Linked DNA regions of Homo sapiens: region 1 is linked to region 2. A link is an interaction called in ENCODE POLR2A ChIA-PET data of the cell type or tissue named here. Cell type or tissue: OCI-LY7. All regions are shown on one strand. Links, peaks and the distances in the headings refer to the core of each region. The heading gives the core; the rest is flanking DNA.

Region 1 (5,369 bases), core at 321-5,320, 170 kb before region 2:
CTAAGATTTTACAAATACTATTGCTTAGAAATGAGGCCAAATGTATTCAAATAAAAAAGAAACCAATCTATTAATAAGAAAAAAGAAAGAGCAGCATGGGCAGATCAGAGAGGAAGTTCGCGCTGACAGCACTCACACCCGCCAGGCCCATCCCCAGCACTTCCAATGCAAATAAACACAGCTTCAATTCCCTGATCACTTCCATCACGGGAGTATTAGTATCCTCCCACTTTAGAGAGGAGACTGGGCACATGGCTCACGCCTGCAATCCCAGCACTATGTGAGGCCAAGACAGGAGGATTGCTTTAGGCCAAGAGTTTGAGACCAGCCTTGCCAACAAAGCCAGTCTCTACAAAAAAAATTTCAGAAAAAAAAAAGAGAGGAGAAAACTGCGGCATGGGGCAGAGGTGCGATAACTTGTCCAAAGTTGCAGGGAGAGCAGCTGGCTGGCCCAGGATGGGCCCCTACACACACCTGTCCATTTAAAATGGTGTGAGGAGGTGGCTAAGAAGAAAATGGCAGCGTGAAACAGTTCATGAGCAGGCGTGGGTCAAAATAACTGACTCTGGCGTACTGAGCACTAACCACATGAGAGATGCTACCCGAGGCATTTCACACCCAGTTCCTCAGTATCTGCACTCAATGCGGACTCACGAGGGGAGGTGATGGGTCCACCACGTCTGACCACAGGGCCAGCTTGGACCCATCTGACTCTGCCATGTCACAGCCCACATGACCCCATGATGGACATGGAAAAGGTCATGTGATGCCCAGTGTCTCCTTTAAGGCAGCAGGAAGCAGGTGATCTTTGTCAGTCACGGCTTCCAGGCAGAGTGACTGAAGTCTCATAAAGGGGTGGGTCCCCAGGATCCAGGGGAGCATAGCCACAGGACCCCTATTCCACAGGCAAGGCCAAACAGCCATGGCAGGACTGTAGTTCATTCAAAGGCTTTGGTGTAGGGCCTGGGCTGGAGCTCAGAGCCAGGTTCCAAAGGGAAGGGCTGCGCAGTGGTTAGGGCACAGCTGTGGCCCTGAGGGATGGGGCTGGGATCTTTGCTGTCTCTCTCACACACTCAGTGACCTTAGGTGGGCTTCACAGCATCTCACAGGTCCCACCTGAGATATAGAGTCTTGCAATATGGTTAAGAACGTGAATTCTGGGCCGGGCGCGGTGGCTCACGCCTGTAATCCCAGCACTTTGGGAGGCTGAGGAGGGCAGATCATCTGAGGCCAGGAGTTCGAGACAAGCCTGGCCAACATGGTGAAACCCCGTCTCTACTAAAAATACAAAAATTAGCTGGGTGTTGTGGCGCATGCCTGTAACCCCAGCTACTCAGGAGGCTGAGGCAGGAGAATCACTTGAACCCGGGAGGTGGAGGTGGAGGTTGTGGTGAGCTGAGATCGCACCACTGCACTCCAGCCTGGGCAACAAGAGTGAAACTCCTTCTCACGGACACACAAAAAGAACATGAGTTCTGGGGCGAGACTGCCTGGAGTCAAATCCTAGCGCCCAACTCAAACTCTTGAGCAAAGCAATGTGACCCGTGCCTCAACTGTTTTATCCCTAAAATGGGGATGAGTGTAACTAACTCCCAGGGTCGTGTGGCGAGTGAGTGAGTTAGTAGGGTCCCTCCCTGGAACCAGTGCTTAGCACACACATATACATGCTCACTTGGTCCAGGGGTAGTGGCTCATGCCTGCAATCCCAGCACTTTGGGAAGCCAAGGCAGGAAGTTCCTTTGAGCCCAGGAATTCGAGACCAGCCTGGGCAACATAGGGAGACCTTGTCTCTACAAAAAACTAAAAAATCAGTTGGGCATGGTGGTGCGTGCCTGTAGTCCCAGCTACTTGGGAGGCTGAGGCAAGAGAATCACTTGAGGCCAGGAGTTCGAGACCAGCCTAGGCAACATGGTGATACCATCTCTGCCAAAAATTTAAAAATTAGCCAGGCGTGGTAGTGTGTGCCTGTAATCCCAGCTACTCGGGAGGCTGAGGCGAGAGGATCACTTGAAACCAGGAGTTCAAGACCAGCCGAGCAACAAAGTGAGACCCTGTCTCTACAAAACAAACAAAAAATACAAAAATTAGCACATGCCTGTGGTCGCAGTGACTTGGGAGGCTGAGATGGGAGGATAGCTTGAGCCTGGGAGTTTGAGGCTGCAGTGAGCTGTGATTGTGTCGCTGTACTCCAGCCTGGGCAATAGAGTGAGACTCTCTTAAAAAAAAAAGAAAAGAAAAAATACGTAACTGCTCCTTAGCTTTTACATTCCTCTTGTTTTTCCAGCATGCAGTAAATCCACCATGTGCACACAAGTATGTGGGGGTGGGCACGTGTGTGAGTGTGGGTCTCAAGGTCAGGGCTCAGATGCATTTGCTCAAGTCCAAGGCTCTGAAGGCCCATTAAGCAGGGACCAGAATTCAAGTGGCTGTCAGAGAGGAGGACAGGTGTGTTCAAAACACATGTGTTTGGGTGTGTGAGTATTTTCTACAAAGCAGGCATGTGTTGGGGATGGATCTGCAGAGGTAACGGCTTGGAATAAGAAGACCTGAGTTCCATCCCTGGCCTGCCGAGGCTGTGTTAAATGACCACAGCAACCTCTTTCCCTCCCTGAAAGGGACACCTGTGGGGTCGCAGGCAACAAGGGACGTGAGAGCACCCATGAAGTAGCTGGCACCAGTGTCACAGTGTGGCTTAGTCAGCAGGAGACACAAATGGAGAAAAACGTGATGATGGTGGTGGTGATGGTGGCAGCCACTTCCCGGTATCAGAAACTTACTCTGTGTAATGCATAGTGCTAATAAGCACTTTCTAAAAAACAAAGGGGTCAAGGTCTTGCTATATTGCCCAGGCTGGTCTTGAACTCCCAGGCTCCAGCAATCCTCCTGCCTCAGCCTCCCAAAGTGCTGGAATTACAGGCGTGAGCCGCCTCACCCAGCTCCTAAGTACTTTCCATGCACAATTTCACTTGGCCAGCTCAGCACCCCTATGATGCTGGCATAACTAGACCTCCATCTTATCAGGGAAGCAATCTGGGAGAAGAAAAGACACCTGCCCAAGGGATGGAGCCTGGAAGTGGCAGGACTGGAACACACCCCAGGACTGTCTTGACCTGAAACCACAGCACAGCTCAACTCTCGGCTCCCTTGTCTGGCCTGAGGAGGGGAAGGGCTGGGGCGGAGGCAGGGTGTGGGGAGCCCTGGGTGGGATGGTGAAAGGCATGAGCTCCAGGGAGAGATGCTGCTGTGCAGCAGCTGGCGGGCAGGGCCTTGCTGCTGCAGGGATGGGGCTCTGCCGCTCGCCCAGCAGGTGGCAGCCAGCTCCCCAGGGAGAGGATGAAGGGCAAACAGAGCTTGCCTCCCACTCCCGCCGGCTGTGGCCCTCACAAAGGGACAGAGAGAAACCTGACGCCGGGCATCAGGTGACAGGCAGAGAGATGTCTGTCTGGCATTTGCACACAGGTGCAATGGTACCCAAGAGATGCAAGGACAGGTTGGGCATCAGGGGGCGGTGATGACTCACACCATCCGTGCCAGCCTGGAGCAGGGCGGGGGAAACAGACACAGTCATCCAAGTGGGAGTCAAAACACCAGGAAGCAACACTGTGCGGGCTGGGGGACACAGTGGGAGGGTGTCAACTCTCAGAGGAGGGATGGGGAGGGAGGAAGTCCAGACAAGCCTGGAGCAGGAATATTTAGGGCTGCTCCGTAACAACCATGCTACCTCTGGCTGGAAATGACCTTCCCATGCCCCAGTGTCCACCACATGAAATCGGGACGTCTGCGAGCCAGGTTCACAGAGCACCAGAGTCAGGAGGTCCTAGCTAGGGCCCAGGGGCCCAGATTTTAACAGGTCCCCATATGACTGTGATGGCAACCAGGCTCAGAATAACCACGCTTTGCAATGCAGGTGTTATTTTGTTATTTTGGAATGAACAGAAAGGAGCCAGGGTGAGCTGGCCTTGAAAGGAGTGTTCCCAGAGGCCCCACCGGGCTCAGGTCTGGGTCTTCATTCAGGAGGCCCACTGCGCAGTCCCTGTGCAAACCCCGTGGCAGGCAGCAACCACTGGGGCAGGCTTAAGTGTGACGGTGGGAGCAGGCTCGGCGCCAAAGCACACCGGGAGGGGAGCACTGGGGATGATGTGGGACGGTGACCCCGTGGACCCTGGTGAGGACTTCGCTCTCATTCTGCAGGAGACCGGAGCCACTGGGGGCGAGGGGCAGAGCAGCAACAGGATGGATTCAGGCTCATGGGAGGATTGTATTCTGCAGGAGTGGGGTCCCCTGTAGTACTCACGGGGAGGGGACCTGATCGTGCAGGTTGGCAGTCAGGAATGGCACACCAGATTGCCATCTTGGATGGTGACAGCCTCACCTGTCCCTGGGTTTTGGCAGCTGAGCCCCCGCTAGTGCTCCAGCTCCAAGAGGGGTTGTGGGACACAGGCGAGTCAATGCCTGCAGCCCAGGCATCCCCCTGCTTGGCACCCTGCTGGTTAGGTCCTGTGCTGCCTGGACCCCACAGAAGCCCCCCAGCCACCCCAAGAGACATCCTTTTACTATCCCCTTTTCAGAGTCAAGGCTCACAGAGGCAAGAGTACAGACTAAAAGGCCCAGGTCTGCCTCGACTATTATTGTTTTTTTCCATATTAAACTTGTAGTTTTATTCAGGTTTGATTTTAACAAATGTGTTGGGGAGAGAGACCGCAGGGAAGGGTAAAGCCCATGGGGGCAGGACCCCTCCCCGCTCCTCCTTTTCCCTCCCCATCTAAAGGGGTTTGGGGAGAGGCACAGGTACGGCAGGGGGCTGGCCTTAGTCTGTGGGGGTCGTGCTTAGGGTATAGGACCATGGGGAACAGGGGACCAGACCAGGGGTGAGTGGGGAGGGCACAAGGACCATGTGCCAGAATCCACCGCTTTCTGATTCCAGATTGAATTAAAATAAATAAATAAGGCCGGGCTCAGTGGCTCACACCTGTAATCCCAGCACTTTGGGAGGCCGAGACGGGCAGATCACGAGGTCAGGAGTTCAAGACCAGCCTGGCCAACATAGTGAAACCCTGTCTCTACTAAAAATACAAAAATTAGCCTGGCATGGTGGCACGTGCCTGTAATCCCAGCTACTCGGGAGGCTGAGGCAGGAGAACTGCTTAACCCAAGAGGTGGAGGTTGCAGTAAGCCGAGATGGTGCCCCGTGCACTCCAGCTTGGGCAACAGAGTGAGACTCTGTCTCAAATAAATAAACCACAAGCATCGCCCACCGTCTCCCCCCAACCAGGGCTGTAGTGCGAGCAGGGAAAAGGATGGCAGCTTCACCAAGGCCATGGCTTTGCTTGTTCCTGGCCAAGGGAGCTAGGTGAAGGGCAGGGGCTCCC
Region 2 (5,369 bases), core at 324-5,323:
CTCTGTTGCCTAGGCTGGAGTGCAGTAGTATCATCACGGCCCATTGCAGCCTTGACCTCCTGGGCTCAAGCGATCCTCCCTCTTCGGCCTCCCTAATAGCTGGCACTACAGGTGTGCGCCATCACACCCAGCTAATTTTTTAGTTTTTTACAGAGATGGGGTCAGGATAGGCGCGGTGGCTCACGCCTGTAATCCCAGCACTTTGGGAGCCCGAGGTGCGTGGATAGCGAGGTCAGGAGATCGAGACTATCCTGGCTAACACGATGAAACCCTGTCTCTACTAAAAATACAAAAAATTAGCCGGGCGCTGTGGCGGGCGCCTGTAGTCCCAGCTACTCGGGAGGCTGAGGCAGGAGAATGGCGTGAACCTAGGAGGCGGAGCTTGCAGTGAGCCGAGATCGCGCCACTGCACTCCAGCCTGGGCGACGGAGCGAGATTCTGTCTCCCAAAAAAAAGAGAGAGAGAGAGAGAGATGGGGGTCTTACTGTGTTGCTCAGGCTTTTTTTTTTTCCACGTTGAACAACAAAAGGAATCATGGCCAACATTGTCTGTGTGCGTGCCAGCTCCTGCACCCCTCAGTTGACATGAATTCTCTTGGAATCCTTCTGATGCACCCTGAGCTAATTGTCAAGATTCCCTGTCTGTGAGGTGGAAAATGAGGCTCAAGAAGGGTGATAACCTGACCAGGCCACAGAGCTCAGAGGTGGCAGGGCTGAGATGTCAGCAGGGCTGTGCTCTTACACGCTATCTGACACTACCTGCCCCCCGCCTCCTAACTTTTCTCTATTTTAAACAACTCTATCTGTGAGCATCTATATATAATCCCATTTAGGGCCAATTACAAAAATGTGTGCCTATGGGATGGCCACCAACACATTACACTTTTTTATTTTTGAGACTGTGTCTCGCTCTGTCACCCAGGCTGGAGTGCAGTGGCGGCATCTTGGCACACTGCAAGCTCCGCCTCCTAGGTTCACGCCATCCTCCTGCCTCAGCCTCCCGAGTAGCTGGGACTATAGGCGCCTGCCACCATGCCCGGCTAATTTTTTATATTTTTAGTAGAGATGCAGTTTCACTGTGTTAGCCAGGATGGTCTCGATCTCCTAACCTCGTGATCCACCCACCTCGGCCTCCCAAAGTGCTGGGATTACAGGCGTGAGCCACCGCGCCCGGCCCACATTACACTTTTTCATTAGCTTTTTCTTTTCACTCTTCGTATTGTTTGAACTACTTAATTTTGTAAAATAAACACTCATAATTTATAAGCTAAGGGAAACCAGTAATAAGATTTTATGGAAGAGATAAGTAGCTGCCCCCCATAACCACTCTCCTCTTCTTCCTCAGTAATAGGAGCCCTGCTTTCCAGCAGGGTGCTCAGTTTCCCAGATTAAAGACCACATTTCCCAGCCTCCCGTGCAGCTGGCCATGGCCATGTGAAGACATTCTAGCCAAAGGAATGATTGTTTTATTTTTTTATTTTTGTTTTATTTTTTGAGACGGAGTCTCGCTGTCGCCTAGGCTGGAGTGCAGTGGCACCACCTGGGCTCACTGTAAGCTCCGCCTCCTGGGTTCACACCATTCTCTTGCCTCAGCCTCCTGAGTAGCTGGGACTACAGGCGCCCGCCACCACACCTGGCTAATTTTTTTGTATTTTCAGTAGAGACGGCGTTTCACTGTGTTAGCCAGGATGGTCTCGATCTCCTGACCTCGTGATCTGCTTGCCTTGGCCTCCCAAAGTGCTGGGATTACAGGCGTGAGCCACCGCGCCCAGCCATGATTGTTTTATTTTTATTTTCTCTTTTTTTTTTGAGACTCAGTCTTGCTCTGTCGCCAGGCTTGAGTGCAGTGGCACGATCTTGGCTCACTGCAACCTCTACCTCCCAGGTTCAAGTGATTCTCCTGCCTCAGCCTCCCGAGTAGCTGGGACTACAGGCTTGTGCCACCACACCCAGCTAATTTTTGTATTTTTAGTAGAGATGGGGTTTCACCATATTGGCCAGGATGGTCTCGATCTCTTGACCTCATGATCTGCCTGCCTCGGTCTCCCAAAGTGCTGGGATTGCAGGCGTGAGCCACCGCACCTGGCGGGATGATTGTTGTAAACATCTCTGCTGTGCAATTCCTTCTATCTCATAAGTAGGGAAGCTGATTGCCTAACTGCATGGTGTGGTCTCTTATTTTGCTAAAATACATCTCCAAAAAGCAAAAAAAAAATAAAAGGAATATCTATTTTGCAGAGGAGTAAACAAAGGCTCAGAGCAAAGAAGGTGACTGTCACTAGGTCTAGGCAGGAAGGATAGAACCCAGTGCCAAGCATATTCCCCCGCCACCACCCAGCATCTCCCCAGGGCCTCAAACAGAAGCTGGGCTTTGAAAAAACAGGCCCTGGGGTCCCACTGCCCAGGAATAGCATGTGAACCCACAGGTAAAAGGGTCACCACCAGGCAGTCACAGAAGGACAAATGCTGTCTGATTCCACATACAGGAGCTAACTAGAGTAGTGAAAGAGAGACAGGAAATAGAAAAGTGGCTGCCAGGTGTTGCAAGGAGGAAGAAATGGGAAGCTTGTGTCTGATGGGTATGGAATTTCAGTTTGGGAAGAGTAAATTCTCGGGATGGATAATGGTGATGGGGGCACAACAGTGGAGATGTACTTAATGCCACAGGACTACATACTTAAAAATGGTTAAAATGGGCCAAGCGTGGTGGCTCACGCCTATAATCCCAGGACTTTAGGAGGCTGAGGCGGGTGGATCACCTGAGGTCAGGAGTTAGAGACCAGCCTGGCCAACACGGCAAAACCCCATCTCCACTAAAAATACAAAAATTAGCCAGGCGTGGTGGCAGGTGCCTGTAGTCCCAGCTACTCAGGTGGCTGAGGCAGGAGAATCGCTTGAACCCAGGAGGCAGAGACTGCAGTGAGCCGAGATTGCACTACTGCACTCCAGCCTGGGTGACAAAGTGAGACGCTGTCTCAAAAAAAAAAAAAAAAAAAAAAAAAAAAAAGGTTAAAATGAAAACATAGGTTAAAATGGTAAATTTGATGTTATGTGCAGATGTGGGCTGAATCATGTCTCCCAAAATTCATATGTTAAAGTCTCAACCTTCAGTACCACCGTGACTAGATTTAGAGACAGGGTCCCCCCAACTTTTTTTTGCGATAAGGTCTCACTCTGATGCCCAGACTGGAGTACAGTGGTGTGATCTCGGCTCACTGCAGCTTCAACTTCTGAGGGTCAGGCAGGGCCCAGTGGCTCACGCCTGTAATCCCAGCACTTTGGGAGGCTGAGGCGGGTGGATCATGAGGTCAGGAGTTCGAGACCAGCCTGGTCAACATAGTGAAACCCCATCTCTAATAAAAAAAAAAAAAAGCAAAAATTAGCTAGGCACTGGGTGCAGTGGCTCACGCCTGTAATCCCAACACTTTGGGAGGCCAAGGCGGGCAGATTGCCTGAGGTTGGGAGTTCGAGACCAGCCTGACCAACATGGAGAAACCCCATCTCTACTAAAAATACAAAATTAGCTGGGCATGGTGGCACATACCTTAATTCCAGCTGCTCAGGAGGCTGAGGCAGGAGAATCGCTTGAACCCAGGAGGTGGAGGTTGCAGTGAGCTGAGATCGCGCCACTGTACTCCAGCCTGGGAAACAGAGCGAGACTCCATTACAAAAATAAAAATAGGCTGGGTGCGGTGGCTCACACCTGTAATCGCAGCACTTTGGGAGGCCAAGGCAGGCGGATCATGAGGTCAGGAGATAGAGACCATCCTGGCTAACACGGTGAAACCCCATCTCTACTGAAAATACAAAAAATTAGCCAGGTGTGGTGGCGGGTGCCTGTAGTCCCAGCTACTCGGGAGGCTGAGGCAGGAGAATGGCGTGAACCCGGGAGGCGGAGCTTGCAGTGAGCCAAGATTGTGCCACTGCACTCCAGCCTGGGCGACAGAGCGAGACTCCGTCTCAAAAAAAAAAAAAAATACATAAAATAAAAATAAAAAAATTTCCAAGGCTCAAGTGATCCTCCTACCTCAGCCTCTTGAATAGCTGAGACTACAGGTACGTGTCACCATACCTGGCTTTTTTTTTTTTTTTTTTTTTGAGATGGAGTCTCACTCTGTCCCCAGGCTGGAATGCAGTGGCACGATCTCAGCTCACCGCAACCTCTGCCTCCTGGGTTCAAACGATTCTCCTGCCCTCAGCCTCCTGAGTAGCTGGGACTACAGGCACGTGCCACCACACCCAGCTAATTTTTGTATTTTTTTTGTATTTTTTATTTTTTTTGAGACGGAGTCTTTCTCTGTTGCCCAGGCTGGAGTGCAGTAGCGCGATCTCAGCTCTCTGCAAGCTCCGCCTCCCGGGTTCACGCCATTCTCCTGTCTCAGCCTCCGGAATTTTTTTATTTTTAGTAGAGATGGGGTATCACTATGTTGGCCAGGATGGTCTCGATCTCTTGACCTCGTGATCCACCCGCCTCGGCCTCCCAAAGTGCTGGGATTGTAGGTGTAAGCCACCGTGCCCAGCCAGATTTTTTTATTTTTAGTAGAGACAGGGTCTTACTATGTTGCCCAGGCTGGTCTCAAACTCCTGGGCTCAAGCAGTCCTTCCAACCTGGCCTCCCAAAATGCTGGGATTATGAGGGTGAGTCATTGTGCCTGGCCCAGATAGGGTCTGTAAAAAAGTAAGGTTCAGTGAGGTCATTATGGTGGGTACTAAGCCAGTATGACTAGTGTCCCCATAAGAGGAGCTTAGGACACAGACACACACAGAGGAAAGACCACATGAAGACACAGGGAGAAGACGGCCTTCTGCAAGCCCAGGAGAGAAGCCACAGAAGAAACTGCCCCTGCCCACAGCTGGATCCTGGACTTCCAGCCTTCAGAACTGTAAGACAATGAATTTCCTATTTCAGTTGTTTAAGCTACTCCGTCTATATTACTTGATACAAGGGCCCTAGCAAACTACTTCAGTATTTTTTGTGTTTTTATTTTTTCACAAATCAGGTAGCCCCCCAAAAACCAGAACAGGTTCAGGGAGACTCCCTACTTCAGTATGTTTTACCAGAGTAAAAAAAAGGTTTAGAAAACATTCCATCATACAAAAAAAAAAAGAAAAAAAGCAACTCTACCATACAGTAATGATCACCATCCTCAGCTGATCAGCTGACTTTTCCTTTCTTCCTTATTTTTATTTGAATGTTTTCGGTGAACAAACCCAAGTCCCGTCTGCTCACCTAAACAGCACACCTTTGATGACCTGCCAGGCATTGGGTGCCGGCTGGGCCGGTGGGTTCTGAGGCTGGGTCTCCGCTGGCGGGTCCCTCCCGATGCTGCCATTGCTGGTCACCTGTGGGGGACAGAGGCCAGGGTAAGG

Evidence for each region. ChIA-PET counts read pairs that join two places held together with the same protein. Peaks named below come from ENCODE experiments on the same cell type or tissue, not always from the same donor. Only the 100,000 strongest peaks of a DNase experiment are listed, where the experiment ranks them.
Region 1: POLR2A ChIA-PET joins it to region 2 with 8 read pairs; 3 of 35 experiments call an interaction of 5 or more read pairs at or near these places.

The regions. Positions count from the first base shown.
Region 1 is chr19:45,129,175-45,134,543 of GRCh38, reverse strand. The region is part of intron 1 of PPP1R37 (protein phosphatase 1 regulatory subunit 37); the gene reads right to left. It also overlaps the pseudogene EIF5AP3. Among named protein-coding and RNA genes, the nearest start is that of NKPD1, 29 kb to the left of the region's middle. RefSeq lists a silencer at 3,999-4,293 and an enhancer at 4,314-4,815. In OCI-LY7, for the core only: CTCF peaks have their summits at 3,105 and 3,304 (motif pointing right); a DNase peak (open chromatin) is centred at 3,323; H3K4me3 peaks cover 1,155 bases; H3K27ac peaks cover 2,864 bases.
Region 2 is chr19:44,961,936-44,967,304 of GRCh38, reverse strand. It overlaps CLPTM1 (CLPTM1 regulator of GABA type A receptor forward trafficking), which reads right to left. Exons shown (of 14, transcript NM_001294.4): 2 at 5,230-5,342. Among named protein-coding and RNA genes, the nearest start is that of CLPTM1, 9.2 kb to the right of the region's middle. In OCI-LY7, for the core only: no CTCF peak of the experiment used is centred there; no DNase peak of the experiment used is centred there; H3K4me3 peaks cover 396 bases; H3K27ac peaks cover 815 bases.